2 separate regions of the Homo sapiens genome follow, and region 1 is linked to region 2. A link is a loop called in an ENCODE intact Hi-C map of the cell type or tissue named here. Cell type or tissue: OCI-LY7. All regions are shown on one strand. Region 1 overlaps NCK2 (NCK adaptor protein 2). Region 2 has its middle 18 kb from the start of NCK2.

Evidence for each region. Hi-C counts contacts between places; a loop is a spot of excess contacts. Peaks named below come from ENCODE experiments on the same cell type or tissue, not always from the same donor. Only the 100,000 strongest peaks of a DNase experiment are listed, where the experiment ranks them.
Region 1: a loop joins it to region 2, with 3 times the contacts of the local background. A loop is called at or near these places in 1 of 110 quality-filtered maps.

What each region holds. Positions count from the first base shown.
Region 1 is chr2:105,831,277-105,839,276 of GRCh38, reverse strand. All of the region lies in intron 2 of NCK2 (NCK adaptor protein 2), which reads right to left. Among named protein-coding and RNA genes, the nearest start is that of NCK2, 90 kb to the right of the region's middle. RefSeq lists an enhancer at 4,060-4,109. In OCI-LY7, no CTCF peak of the experiment used is centred here; DNase peaks (open chromatin) are centred at 2,586 and 4,176; H3K4me3 peaks cover 363 bases; H3K27ac peaks cover 1,967 bases.
Region 2 is chr2:105,722,633-105,730,632 of GRCh38, reverse strand. No RefSeq gene overlaps it. Among named protein-coding and RNA genes, the nearest start is that of NCK2, 18 kb to the left of the region's middle. In OCI-LY7, no CTCF peak of the experiment used is centred here; DNase peaks (open chromatin) are centred at 394, 3,987, 4,622 and 4,942; H3K4me3 peaks cover 1,744 bases; H3K27ac peaks cover 2,522 bases.

The sequences.
Region 1 (8,000 bases), 110 kb before region 2:
TGCAAACCCCAGTGCAGCTTCCCACCCAAACAGAACCAAATCCAAAGCTGCACCAAAGCCTAAAAGACCTTGACCCTGGGCAGTTTTTCCAAACTCTGATTCTCACCTTGGGGTCTTCGCATTGGAATGCTCTTCCCCAGCTCTCTGCAGGACTCTTTGTTCTGTTACTTTGTTCAAGCCGCCATTCAAATGTCCCCTCCCTTGCTCTCCCTGCCTCTCTCATATTCCTTCTCTGATTCCATCCAATTCTCTGCCAAGCCAAACCTGCCCCACCTCATATAAAATAGCTGCCGCACCACTCTCCATTCCTTTCTTCTGTTTTCTCTTTTTCCATGGCCCTTACCATTACTTCACACACATTTTAATTTATTTATCGTTTATTTTCTCTGACTGCACTTAACTCCTTGAAGACAAGGACTTTGTCCCTTTGTAAGCCAAGACTTAGATGGGTGCCTAGCATGCATATATATACTCAGCAAACATGTGAAAGAGAGAGTGGATGAAAGGCCTACGGTCGGCCTCCATCAGTAGGTGTTGATGGTCTCCATCACCACAGTAGACACACAGATACAAGATGCCTACAAACTATTCCATCCTACACTGAGGCCCTACCTTGCATGTGGATTCAAATTTAAGGTGCTTCATTTAAAACAATCCCACTTCTTGATATATTCATTGTTATTCTACATAATAAGGGGTCTTTTATTCATATGGGAGCCATAAAATAATTCCATTAAAAAATTTAAATTTTATATTATTCAGCTACTTTGGTAAAAGGGTGAAAGTACAGGGAGTATACATAAATATTCATGAAATACAGATCAGTAATAAAGAGTGAATCTTCCAATTCTTTTTAGCAAATGATTAGTGCAGCCACAGATAATGAAAGATAAAGTTTAGGAAAGCTCATTAAATGACTGAGAAGGCAATTGTCTAAGACTAGTTACCTGGCCAAAAAAAAAAAAACATTTTAATAAAATTCCAGCATTTAAAAATTTGCATTTATCTTTATCAACTCCAAAATTTAATTTTAAAATATGCTGCTGAACATTGAAACAAAACAAAATGCATATAGCCCTTTCGGCACAGCTGTGAGAACACAAGATTTTCTTGTGACTTGAAAATGCTAAGGTTTATAAATAGTGGTTATCTATTGCTGGTACAAAAAAAAAAAGGACTGTTCTAGTTAAACAGAAAGTCTGGCTTAACAGTGAATTCTCATGTAGGAATTATTGATTTTCATAGATCAAAATAGGATTAAATATACTTGTAAAGAAACTGTTGGAAACAGCACATATAATCGTACAGGACTGGTGTTGAATATATAAGAACTCCTACAATTCAACAACAAAAAGACCAATAACTCAATTAGGCAGCAGGCAAAATACACAGTCATTGCAAGGACAGGTAGCACAAATGGTGAATAAACATAAAAATAACTCAAGTTCATTCATAATCTGAGACCACAATACGATCCCATTTTATAGTAGATGGGTAAAAATGAAAAAGGTTGATAATGTGTTAGGAAGGTTGAAAATCAATGGGAATACACATCATGTGCTGGACAAAGTAAAACAGAATCACTACTTTGGAACCAATGTGGGCTTATCTTGTAATGCAGAATACTGACATACGTACAAGGCAGCAGCTCCACTTCTACTTATATGCAGTACAGAAACTCTTGCACTGTGCCTCAGGGACATGCACAGTGCTCAGGGCAGTACTGCTTATGACAGTTAAAGAAGAGAAAATAACCCTGATGGAGGGAAGATACATAGGTGGTATAGTCACATGATTCACTATCATACCAAGAAAGTGAAAACCAAGAAATCACCACTCCCCACACAATCACACAGATGACTTGGAGAAACAATATGCAATTGGGGAGGCGTTGGGGAAGTCAAAGGACTGCATACTACATAGATCCATTTTCATAAAGCCCTAAAACAAGCAAAATTAAACAATGTAGTTTAGACTTACATATGTGGTAAAACTAACGTTAAAAATCAAGGAGCTTGACGTCATTAAGATGGCCTACTAGAGACACACCCAGCAATCACCTCATCCACAAAGAACTAAAACAATAGATAACCACACAGCAAGTAAAATGTCCAAGGGAGAACACTGGAATTCAGCAAAGAAGCAACAAGACCCTCCGAGGGACAGAAGCTCAGGATGGCAGCACAGAGGAAAGAAAAGCAGCCAGCCAGGACTGACTCAGAGCCAAGGGGGACTCCCTGTTATAGGAAAAAGTAAGCTAAAGGTCCACAGCAGACCACATTCACACCACAGATGCCTACAATCTTAGCCAGAGCCATCATAGGCCTTGAGCCCCATAAAGGGAGGTACCTGGCATCCATGCAGTTGTTTTACTCTAGAAAGACCATTCATGCTGGGTAGCCCCTACTCCCTGAGTCCCAGGCTGCTGCAGCAAGGCACCATTTGGAGACTGGATTCACACTAGAGTGCATCCTCCTAGGGGCCCCAGCATCTCCACATCCCTGGGGTCCTGTCAACATCTCACCGTATCCACCCAAAGAGCTGCAGTGTTTTGATACCAGCTGGACCCAGCAGTGCAGCTCTAATCCCAACACCTGAACCCAAGCAGCATCCTACACCCTGTAGAACAGGTGGTCCAGCACAGAAGGAAGGCTTCCCCTAGAACAAAGGGAGCCAATGCACAGTCTCCCCAGAGCCTGAAAGCTGACTGCATGGGGCCTGCTACTACCTCCACCAACAACTTTGCTCCCTCCAGCAGTAAGCTGCCACATACGCAGCCTGGAGGCCTGAAAACCAGCCCACCCACTGTCCTTGTTTTCAGTAAAGCCACACCACGCCTCCAAAACCAACTTCAGCTTAAGCCACTGAGGCACTTGCAGACACCACTGACAGTGATTACAGTCCAAGAAATCATACGAAGACTACACTTTTACGCTCACCCAGAATCAAACCCAAAGCATCCTACCCAAATGATACTATAGCATACATCTACAAAAAACTCTGTTCCCTATGAAAGATACTCCATGAAACTGAAAAAAAGAAACTATTTCGCTAACAGTGCAGATATCAACGTACAGATACAAGAAACACGAAAAAGCAAGGAAACAATAAAACCTCCAAAGAAACACAGTAATTCTCTAATAACAGAACAAAGAAAAGGAAATCCATAAAATGCCTAAAAAAGAATCTAAAATAATGATCTTAAGGAAACTCAGTGAGATACATGGGAACATGGAAAATTCAACGAAATCAGAAAAACAATTCATGAGAATTCATGGAGAAATTCAACAGAGATATTTATCACAAAAAGTCTTGGAACTGAATAATTAAATGAATTAAATAAAAAAATTGAGAGCCTCAAAAAGAGACTAGATCAAGCAGAAGAAAGAATTTCTGAACATAGAGACAGGTCTTTTGAAATATCCTAGTCAAACCAGAATTCAGAAAAAAAGAATAAAAAAGAATGAAGAAAGCCTACCTGACATGTGGGATCCTATTAAGCAAACATATATTCATATTTTGGGATTTCTAAATGGAGGAGAGATGGAGAAAAGCATAGAAACCCTCTTTAATAAAGTAATAGCAGGAAACTTCCCTTTGTGGGAGAAAGAATCCAGATCCAGGAAACTCTAAGATCCTTAAATATATTCAACCTAAGAAAGTCCTCTCCAAGGCACATTGCAGTTCAACTGTCAAAAGTAAGACAAAGTGAGAAGTCTGAAAACAGCAGGAGAAAAACATCAAGTAAAATAAAACAGAATCCTCATCAAAATAACAGCAGATTTCTCAGCAGAAACCTTACAGGCCAGGAGAGTTCACTATGATATATTCAAAATGCTGACCAAAAAAAAAATATATATATATATACACGTATATATATATATATATGTGTATATATATGTATATATATATAAAACCAGCCAAGAATACTATACCCAGCAAAGCTATCCTTCAAAAAGGAAGAAGAAATAAAAGTCTTTCCCAGACAAGCAAAAATTGGAGGAATTCATCACCAGTAGACTGGCCCTATGAGGAATGCTTAAGGAAACCCTACATTTGGAAGCAAAAGAATGATATCTGCCATCATGGAAACACACAAAAGTATAAAACTCACTGGTAGTGCGAAAACATAAATGAGGAAGTGAAAGGAATCAAATATTACCACTGAAGAAAACCAGCAAACCACAAAGAAAAACAATGAGAGGAAGAAAGAAACAAAGGATATACAAAGCAACCAGAAAATACTTAACATAGTTACAAGAGTTTGCCTTCATCTCTCAATAACAACCTTGAATGTAGGGCTAGGCATAGTGGATCATGCTTGTAATCCCAGTACTTTTGGAGGCTGGGATGGGAGGATTGCTTGAGCCCAGGAGTTCAAGACCAGCCTGGGCAATACAATGAGACCCCATCTCTACAAAAATAAAAATAAAATTTAGCCAGACATGGTAGCACACATCTACCTGTAGGCCCAGCTACCCGGGAGGCTGAAGCAGGGGGGCAGTCACTTAAACCCAACAGTTCAAGGCTACAGGGAGCTATGATCATGCCACTGCACTCTAGCTTCAGTAAGAGAACGAGACCTTGTCTCTAAAAAAATAAAAAAATTAAAATTGAAAAAAAAACCCTTTAATGTAAATGAATTAAATTTCCCAATTAAAAGATATAGACTGGACAGATGGATTAAAAAACACCACCTAACTATATGCTGCTTACAAAAAACATTACCTATAAAGACACACAGAGACTGGAAGGGAAAGGATGAAAAAAAAATCTTCCACAGAAATGAAAACCAAAAGTAAGCAAGAGTAGCTATACTTATACCAGACAAAATATAATTTAGATAAAATAGACTTTAAGTCAAAAAACATAAAGTGGCAAAGAAAGTCATTACGTAATGATAAAGGAGTGAATTCAAAAAGACATAACAATTGTAAATATATATGTACCCAAGAACAGGGCACCCACATATATAAGCAAATATTATTAGAGCTAAAGAGAGAGATAGACCCCAATAGAACAACAGTTGGGGGCTTCAACACCCCACTACAAACACTGGACAGATCATCCAGGCAGAAAATCAACAAAGAAGCATCAGACTTAAACTGCACTATGTATCAAACTCACCTAACAGACATTTACAGAAAATTTCATCTAACAGCTACAGAATATACACCCTTTCATCAGCACATGGGACATTCTCTAGGATTTACAGTATGTTTGGTCATAAACGAAGTCATAAGAAATTTTTATAAATCAAAGTCAGGTATTATCTCAGAACACAATAGAATAAAACTAAAAATCAATAACAACTTTGGAAATTGTATAAATATATGCAAATTAAACAAGTTGCTCTTGAATGAACAATGAGTCAATGAAGAAATTAAGAAGGAAATAAAAAATCTGAAACAACATAAAAATGGAAACACAGTATACCAAAAACTGTGGGATACATCAAAAGCAGTGCTAAGAGGGATGTTTATAGCAATAAATGCCCACATCAAAAAAGTAGAAAGATCAAGATGCTAGAAAAGTGAGAACAAACCAAACCCAAAATTAGTAGAAAGAAATAATAAAGACCAGAGAACTGAACAAAAGAGGCCAAAAAAATGCAAAAAATCAATTAAATAAAAAGTTGTTTATTTAAAAATATGAAAATTGCCAATTATCTAGACTATGAAAAACAGAAAAGCCAAATAAATAATATCAGAATATCAAATAAATAATATCAGAAGACATTTTACAAGTTACCACAGAAATATAAAAGATCATTAGAGACTAATATGAACAATGATACACCAATAACTTAGAAAACCCAAGGAAAACAAGTAAATTCTTAGACACACATAACTTGCTGACAATGAAGCAGAAAGAAATAGAAAACCTGGCTGGGTGCAGTGGCTCACACCTGTAATCCCAGCACTTTGGGAAGTGGGTGGATCACCTGAGGCCCGGAGTTCGAGATCAGCCTGGCCAACAAGGTGAAAGCTCATCTCTAGTAAAAGTACAAAAGAATTAGCCAGGCATGGTGCTGCATGCCTGGAATCCCAGCTACTCGGGAGATTGAGGCAGGAAAATCGTTTGAATCCGGGAGATGGAAGTTGCAGTGAGCAGAGATCACGCCACTACACTCCAGCCTGGGCAACAACAGTGAGACTTTGTCTCAAAAAAAAGAAAAGAAGAAAAAGAAAAGAAAAAAGAGGGGAGGGGAGGGGAGACCTGAACAAACTAATAATGAGCAACAAGACTGAATCCATTTAAAAAAAAAAAAAAAAAGTCTCCCAACAAAGAAAAGACCAGGACTGGATGGCCTTAGTGCTGAATTTTTCCAAACTTATAAAGACAAACTAACACCAATTCTTTTCAAACTATTCCAAAAAACAAAACAAAACGAAACAAAAACGAAACGAAACAAAATAAAAAAAAAAAAGAGAAGAGAATTCTTCCTAACTCACTCTAAGAGGCCAGTATTATCCTGACACCTGAAACAGACAAGGACACAACAACAACAAAAACTACAGGCCAATGTGCCTGATGAACATAGATGCAAAAATCCTCAAAAAAAAAAAAAATACTGGCAAAGTAAATCCAACAGCATATCAAAAAGACAATACACCATGATCAAGTGGGACACATTCCAGAAATGCAAGGATGTGGTCAACAAATGCAAATCAATAAATGTGATACATCACATCAACAAAATGAAGAACAAAAACCATATGATCATCTCGATAAATGTAGAAAACCATTTTGATAAAATTCAGTATTCCTTCATAACAACTCTGAACAAATTAGGTAATACGAGCCTTAACGACAGATGCACAGCTAACATCATACTGAATAGGCAAAAGCTGAAAACTTTTCCTCTAACAACTGGAAAAATATAAGAATGCCTATTCCTTCACGACTCTTATTCAATGTATTGTTTATAATCCTAGCCAAAGCAATTATGCAAGAAAAAGAAAAAGCAGTCATACTGGAAAAGAAAACGGAAAATTCCAGCAAAATACTGTAGAATTGGTAAACAGATCCGGTGAAATTGCAGGATACTAAAATCAACATACAAAAATCAGTAGTGTTTCTTCTATATACCAATAACAAACTAGCTGAAAATGAAATAAAGAAACCAATCTCGTTTATAATAGCTAAAAATAAAAGAAAAAAAGCCAAATACCTAAGAACAAATTTAACCAAGAAAGTGAAAGATGTCTACATTAAAAACTACAAAATACCGATAAAAGAAATTGAAGAGGACATAAACAAATGAAAAGATATCCCATGTTAATGACCATTACATCCAAAGCAATCTACATTTTCAATGTGATCCCTATCAATATATCAGTGACTTTTTCACAGAAATAGAAAAAGAAATCCTAAAATTTGTATGCAACCACAAAAGACCTCAAATAGCCAAAGAAATACTGAGCAAAAAGAACAAAGTTTGAGGCATCACACCACATGACTTCAAAATATACTACAAGCTATAGTAATCAAAACAGCATCGTATTGGCATAAAAACAGACACATCGACAAAGGGAACAGAATAGAGAACCCAGAAATAAATCCATGTATTCACAGCCAAATAATTTTCAACAAAGGTGTCAAGAACATAGATTAGGGAAAAGGAGAGCCTCTTCAATAAATGGTGGTAGGAAAACCGGATATCCATATGCAGAAGAATAAAACTAGGTCCCTATCTTTCACTACATACAAAAATTTACTCAAAATTGATTAAAGACTTAAATGTAAGCCCCCAAACTATAAACCTACTAGAAGAAAATATAGGGGAAATACATTAGGACATTGGTCTGGGCAAAGATTTTACAGCATAGAATGATATTATCAAAAAGACAAAAAAAAAAAAAAGATATCATGCTTATTTGGTAGCTTTGTAGCGTATTTTCCAGTCAAGCACCATGTGCCTCCAGCTTTGTTCTTTTTGCTCAATATTGCTTTGGCTATTCAGGGTTCTTTTGCGGTTTCCTACAAATCTTAGGACT
Region 2 (8,000 bases):
TCTCACATTTCTGCACATCTTGGTCTCTATACAGGCAACCTTGGTCTCAGATTGTCTTTTCAAAGATGTTGTATAGCAAAGAGCCTTGGAGAATAGAGACTGTGTCTCCCAATGTAGCAATAAGTTTGTTTGCTTTTCAGTGTAATAAAGATAATTTTTCTGTCCAGTGCAATGGTGAGCAGGTTTGTTTGCCTATAGCTGATTATAAGATATTGAAGTTCCCTGAGCTCTGGGTTCCTCAGGAGTGATGTAAACACACTGTGTGCCCAGTATCTCTCTGGGTGTCTGCATGTTATTCCCATGGGACTTAGGAGGCAGAGGAAACCACAGTGGACATGAAGCTCATGCTACTTGCTGTGCTGTGAGTACTAAAGCTCTTTGTCTCTGACCCAGGAATCTCGTGTCTTCTGTGTAGCATTCACAAAACTATGGCAAGCTAAATGTTTAGCTTACAAGTTGGGTAAAGTCTCAGACCCTTCACACTACTTAATGTTCAGAAAATATCCCTGAATCCTGTGTCATTGGAGTCACCTATAAAAAGTGGACTGAGAGGAGGTTTACACAACACAGTAATCACCATTGTCCACCAACATAGTCTAAAATAGAGTCTAAGAGTGAAGATCCAAGGTTCTTAAATAATTTGCTGAAAGACTGAGATTAGTAAAATCTTTAAATTTCAAGTAGATGAGTGTGTGGATGTTGGTAATTTCCCCATTCTGATTGTATTTGTATATATTCTTGCAGGCAAGAAAGGGATATTTATCACTTTATAAAACACTCACCACAGACCTATTAAGAGAACATTTTAACTGGTTAGAACTCCAATAACACCAGAAACAACTTTAGAAAAATGTAACAATGTCTCTATAATGGGTGACAGCAGTGATAGAAAAACAATTCACATAAAAGTATTGCCAGTATGTGTGCAGGCAGTGTATTTGCATAATAAGCACTGCCTGTTACAAAGAAGGCCACTTTGTGTTTTAAGTGTTTGATAATGTCATACAAATTGACAACTCTATTAAAGGATTGTCTTCACATTGGAAACTTTTCAGTTATTTACAGTGATAAATGGGGTGAATTCCAGCATTTACTTTTCATATTGAAGTTCACTGGTGATACAGCAGCAAGGCATCAGTGTGACTACTTCAAATGAGACAGAAAATTACTATTGTGTAGTAGAAGCATCTTTAGCTAAAACTCTCAAATATAGCATGATTGCATTCCTTTGCATATCTTAGTGATATTTTTAAAGAACTAAATTTGGCAATGTAAGGCCCCTATGTCACCAGGTCTAAAATTACAGCTAAAGTGTCAGCAGTGAATATGAAAGCTAAAGTTGGGACACAACATGCAAAACAAAGCAAATTAGACTATTCAGATTATTATCTGACAAAGAACTGTATATAACTCTATCTGATTTTTGAAAAATTAATGTTTGTAAAATATTTTTTGTCAAAAGGTATATTTGAAAATTATCTTTTGCCCAGCAATGATTAAAACAAGTATTTTACTTCAGATTTAACAAGTATTAAGAAATAATGATGTTTATTTGATATTGTTAGATATAATTTGCCTATTTCTGTATCAAGTTTCTGAATTCGTTTAATTGACAGATATCCTAGATTGCAAGATATGCTATTTTTAAAACTTTTACTATTTGGAACTACTTGTCTTGATGAATCACAATCATTTCTATACTGTACAACCACACTGAAGGGGCCATAAGACTGTATCTGACGTCTGTTAAGTCCCAATCTCTAAATGATGTATTCATATTACTGTTCTCAATTAATTGCTTTATGAGTAAATGTTATGAATTTGAAGGTATAAAATACATTTATGCTAATAAAATACAAGATTTTATGTTTTGCTTATTGGAATTCTACTTACAGTTTTGTTTCTGTAAAAAGCTTCTGTGGGTAAAATATATTTTGAAAATCCCTGGACCAATTGATTTTTAAGGTTCTTTCATTTTTTGAAGACTTGACTCCTCTAATTTGAACTTGAAACAAATTTCTACATTTTCCAAAAGACTGAAATATTACCTAAATTAGACAAATATCCCAAAAATGCACGTGTGCACGCGCACACACACACACACACCTGTTCCTGTCTTGTAGTTCAGCTTTACCTTCTCTGATGCCATCCAGGTGCCATCCACCATCACTGAATCAGAGGTACCAGCTTCTTGGATCGCCCAGTTTGTGATTCCTCACTTCCCTTCCCTCAAGCTAGTTGCTGTGAGTCTAGTTCACTGCTCATCTATACTTTTGCTGAAAGATGAATGGAGAAATTTACACATAACAACAAAAATGGAAAGCAGCCCGGGTGCGGTGGCTCACACCTGTAATCCCAGCACTTTGGGAGGCCGAGGCAGGCAGATCACTTGAGGTCAGGAGTTCGAGACCAGTCTGACCAACATGGTGAGACCCCCGTCTCTACTAAAAATACAAAAATTAGCCGGGTGTGGTGGCAGGCACCTGTAATCCCAGCTACTCAGGAGGCTGAAGTATGAGAATTGCTTGAACCTGGGAGGTGGAGTTTGCAGTGAGCTGAGATGGTGCCACTACACTCCTGCCTGGGCAACAGAGTGAGACTCCATCTTGAACAAAAAAAAAAAAAAAAAAAAAAAAAGGAAAGCAGCTAATTTTGGTATTTTGTTAACCCTCACAGAAAGCTTTTAATGGAGTAAACCTTTAGAATTATTGACTGGGACAATATTTTAGTCTTTTCTGCTGCAAAATGAAAATATCTGTGAGATGAAAAGATTCTAGAGAAACCTTGTATCACACAATTGAAATACCCTGTATTCCTGATCACGGCTTTCTGCCCCCAGGGTGTGTATTAGCTATCCCTTGCTATACAACAAATTACTTTAAATATTAGTGTTTAAAGTGATACACATGTAGTATCTCACAGTTTGCATGGGTCAGAATTCCTGGTACAGCCTAGCTGAGAGCCTCTGAGTCAAGATCTCCATGAGATTACTATCCTGCTGTTGGCCATGGTTGTGGTCTCATCCGAAGGCTCCACTGAAGGAAGAGGACTTGCTTTCAAGCTCACACAGCTGATTGTTAGCAAAATTTGCTTCCATACAGCCTGTTGTGCTGGGGGCCTCAGTTCCTCACTGGCTGTTGTCTGGAGGCCTCCCTCAGCTCCTTTCCCTGCGGCCCTCTCCATGGACCAGCTCAAAACATGGCATGGTCATGGCAGCTCAGAATGACCAAGGAAAAGACCAAGCCAGGGTATCCGAGACAGATGTCAAAGATGTTTTGTACCCTAATCGTGAAAATGACATCCTATCACTTTTTTCATATTCTATGTGTGATATGGTTTGGCTCTGTGCCCCCTCCCAAATCTCATCTCGAATTGTAATCCCCACTTATCCAGGGAGGGACCTCTAATCTTCATGTGTCAAGGGAGGGAGGTGATCGGATCATGGGGGTGGTTTCCCCATGCTGTTCTCATGATAGTGAGTGAATTCTCACGAGATCTGTTAGTTTTATAAGTGTTTGGAAGTTCCTCCTTCGTTTTTCTCTCTCCTGCCACCTTGTGAAGAAGGTGCATGCTTCCTGTTTGCCCTTGGCCAAGACTGTAAGTTTCCTGATGCCTCCCCAACCATGTGGAACTGTGAGTCAATTAAATCTCTTCCCTCTACAAATTACCCAGTCTCGGGTATTTCTTTATAGCAGCATGAAATCAGACTAATACAATGTGTTAGAAGCAAGTATTGAGGCCCAACCCACACTCACAGGGAGTGGATTACACAAGGGCATTCAGCCCAGGTGGTGTGGATGTTTGGAGGTCATCTCAGAGATCAGCTACCATGAGATGTTATGAAGAAACCTCATGCCTCTCCCTCAGTCCCTGTTAGCCCAGTCAGTCCACTTCCTACCTCTCAGTAACCTAAGTAAGCCCTGAACCACACAGTAGGCCTAGATGGCTGGCATTCATCTGTTCCTGAAATGAGAAGGAAGTACAGCTCCCTTATGCTGATTCTGCCAGCATTTTGTAACCATCCAAGTCGATCAGGAAGGTGGTGGTGGCAGTGATGAAGGGTCCAGCTCTCTTGTCATCAGGCACCTGCAAGTCTTTTTTTTTTTTTTTTTTTTTTTTTTTGAGACAGAATCTCGCTCTGTCCCCCAGGCTGGAGTGAAGTGGCATGATCTCGGCTCACTGCAACCTCCGTCTCCCAGGTTCAAGCAATACTTCTGCCTCAGCCTCCCGAGTAGCTGGGACTACAGGCATGTGCCACCACGCCCAGCTAACAGGCACCTGCAAGTCTTACTGTGTGTCCCACAGGAACTGGAAATCGAGAGCCAAACTCTGCTCTGTGGAAATTGCAAGGCATGCTATGAGATGCCTAGAGCACCTCTCTGCCTCTCTAATCATACCTTGTCCCTACCTGTTAGATCGTTACCATGCCTCACTGCACATACAATGACTTTTTAAGGTTAAAAGAATTCTTTCCACAAATGAGGGTTGACATGCAGCAGGTATCCTGCAGCTAAGCCTTCGCAGCCCTAACTAGCTGCCTCGGTAGTTTCTAGAGCTTGCTAATTGGTGTGCACCCAGATTTCAGTCCTGTGCTTGCTTCAGCTGCTACTGAAAGCAGCAGCTGACAGTGACAAGATCTCTGTATGGCCCAGGTTCCTGCTTCAGCAGCAGCTGCAAGAAACACCACCTGGGCAAAGCTCTATCACCTGTCAGTTGCCATTGCTAATAAAAATAGCATCTGCATGATGGGGTTAAATAAAGGACTGGATATATGTTTGAAAAATGCATATTTACATGGAAAGACTGGTATGATAAATTAACTCATATCCTGAAATGCAGAGTAGACAAGAGGCGATGATAATCTCCATTTGGGGACAAGATGCAAGATGAAATGTCACCCCGTTAAGACTAGCAACAAAGAACAAGAAAAGGCTTCGCTTCTCCTTGATTAGCATTACCACACAGTGCAGATGTGTGGTCCTAGGCTTACTCCAAGTGAAGACCTCTCTTTCTCAAAGTTACATCAGTGTTGCAGTCATTACTAGACTTAATGAAACCTAACTGCCAGAGCTTTTGGAATTCTGTGGGAATGCTGGTGACTGTAGTGGCAGTAGCAATTTGATCCCCTAAGATTCGAGCTGCCCTGCCTCCCCTCAGAACAGATTACAGGGAGTGGAAAGACTTATGTCAAGAACTATTTTAAGGCTCTATGCATTAACTAAAGACGTGCAACTAATTTCAGCCCCAATATGTAAACTTTTATTACTTTAAACTTAAGACTAAAAATTGGGGCAAGTTAATGGGTCCTTCTTGTCCATCTTAAACACTCTTTTAAAGTCTTTAGAAATCATTCTTGACCAAGAATGAGGGAAATTCTGAAATATGGTAATTAGCTGCTTATAACACAAACAATTGGCAGCGTATCCTCTATCAAATCCTCCATATGAAGCAACAAGATTGCTAGGATTCTTCTTCAAGTAGCTCTTCAAACACACATTTTTTTTTAATTTCAATGGGTTTTTGGGGAGCAAGTGGTGTCTGGTTACATGGATAAGCTCTTTAGTGGTGATTTCTGAGATTTTTGTGCATCCATCACCCGAGCAGTGTACACTGTACCCAATTTGTAGTCTTTTATCCCTCACCCCCTTCCCACCCTTTCCCCTATGTCTTCAAAGTCGATTGTATCATTCTTATGCCTTTGTGTCCTCATAGGTTAGCTCATACGATGTTTGGTTTTCCATTCCTGAGTTACTTCACTTAGAATAATGGTCTCCACCCCCATCCAGATTGCTGCAAATGCCAATATTTCATTCTTGTTTATGTCTGAGTAGTATCCCATGGTGTGTGTGTATATATATATATATATATATATATATATATATATATATACACACACACACACACCATATTTTCTTTATTCACTCGTTGATTGATGGGCATTTGGGCGGTTCCATATTTTTGCAAACTGCAAATTGTGCTGCTATAAACATGCAAATAAATGAATGACTTTGGACTTCTCAACTCTGTCAGTGCATAGGAGTTACTGGGCTCTCCTATTCCCTTGTCATAAGCTCCAGGAGTTTATCATTCTACTTTGAATGAAATCTGGCTGACAAAGCTTAAGGAAAAAGGTTAGGAGGAAAACTCAAGAGAGGATGAAAGGGCAGAACCATGTGAAAGGGAGTGACAGCAAGCAGAAGGCAGACAGAGAGTTTGGATGAGCTGCTGAATCTGGGCTGCTCTATTTATGTCTCGTGTGATTCCTAAGCATCTCCACTTCCTATTTTCAAATTTAAAAATATTTATAACAACAAATATTTTTATTTAATACAACTGTATTTTTTTAAAGTAAATGTGACATAACCAACTTCAAATTTTCAGCATTGCCAAAACAGAGAATTAACTTTTTTTGGTATTTTTTTGTAACTGAAATAGTATTTAGGGTGCAATCTAGGATATATTTATATTTATCAAACTCTTTTATACTGAATGTCCTGTGCTCAGTATTTCTGAAGTTTGTCTTTCATGCAGATCTTTATTATTTATTTTTTGTTTTGGTTTGTTTTTGTTTTTTATTTTTATTTTTTTGAGACTGATTCTGCACTCTCACCCAGGCTGGAGTGCAGTGGCAGGATCTCAGCTCACTGCAACCTCTGTCTCCTGGGTTCAAGTGATTCTTGTGCCTCAGCCTCCTGTGCAGATGGGATTACAGGCACCTGCCACCATGCCCTGCTAATTTTTGTATTTTTAGTAGAGACAGGGTTTCATCATGTTGGCCAGGCTGGTCTTGAACTCCTGACCTCAAGTGATCTGCTGGCCTCAGCCTCCCAAAGTGCTGGGATTAGAGGCATAAGCCACTGCGTCTGGCCTTTCATGGAAATCTTTATGCCAGAGATCAATGGATAAATAGTTTATTCTTCATGGACCTTTGCTCTGTAAGCTGCTGAGGTCAAATTAATCTGTTGTGTAGTGTAAGAGGAGGCACAGACGAGCAGGTGCACACAACTGACTCATGATAGGGTGAGTCTTGGGAAGCTCTAACCAAGCTTCCCCATCCCTTTCCACATTTCCCTGTAGCCTCATTCTGCATGCAGGGCACTCCACATCATGGTCCCTGGAAGGGTGGCACAGCAGGATACCGAGCACAGTACTGAAATCTGAGGCAATTCTGGACAAACCCACTAGATTTGGAAGTTTCTTTGGTGGCTTCCTGTTCCAGCAAATAGAAGGGAACAAGAAGATAGTGAGAAACTCTGCCATGCTTCTCCTAAGCATGCCCCAGTGGGAAGAAGAGAATCCCACAGAGGTGTAAGGATTCGAGGGGTCCTGAGATTTGAGGGGTCCTGAGATTTAAGGGGTCCTGAGCAACTTTTCTTAGGTGGAGCTCCAGAAAGCAGCAAAACCCTTTCATCTGTGGCCAATCAGCTGGAGCTTCTCATTGCTTCTAGATCCTCCCTATAGCCCAAAGGAGTGCAGGAGCAGTCCGTTAGCTCACCTAGTGGAGGATGACTGCATGGATACTGGTAAAGGATGGCCTGACCCTGCAAGATGTGAAGCTCCACAGTGACCTGGATCCACAGGAAGATGGACACCCCCGCAGTGCCAGCTTTGATGGATGTCACCACCCTGAGGGCCCTGTGTGCCTTCCCCTGACCTGCACATGCCGATCAACCTCAGGAAAAGTGTGTGTGTGCGCGTGTGCACGCGCGCGCGTGTGTGTGTGTTGCTAAGGGCACATTAAAGTCATGGTGGTTAAGTGTCTGTCACCTGGGGGACTGTACCCTCCAAAGAGAATTAAGTTCAGTTAAAGACTAATTAAGGCTCCCCTGAGTTTTGGATTTTTATCTGCTCTTCCTGCAGACTCTTATGTGAAGCGATACCAACAACTTCCCCAACTCCATAAAATTATACAAAACGAATTCAAAAATAACATTGTCACATTTTTTCAGAGAATGTGTATTGTGTAACATGAAATTATGCTTTATTTTTTAACAGCTCTG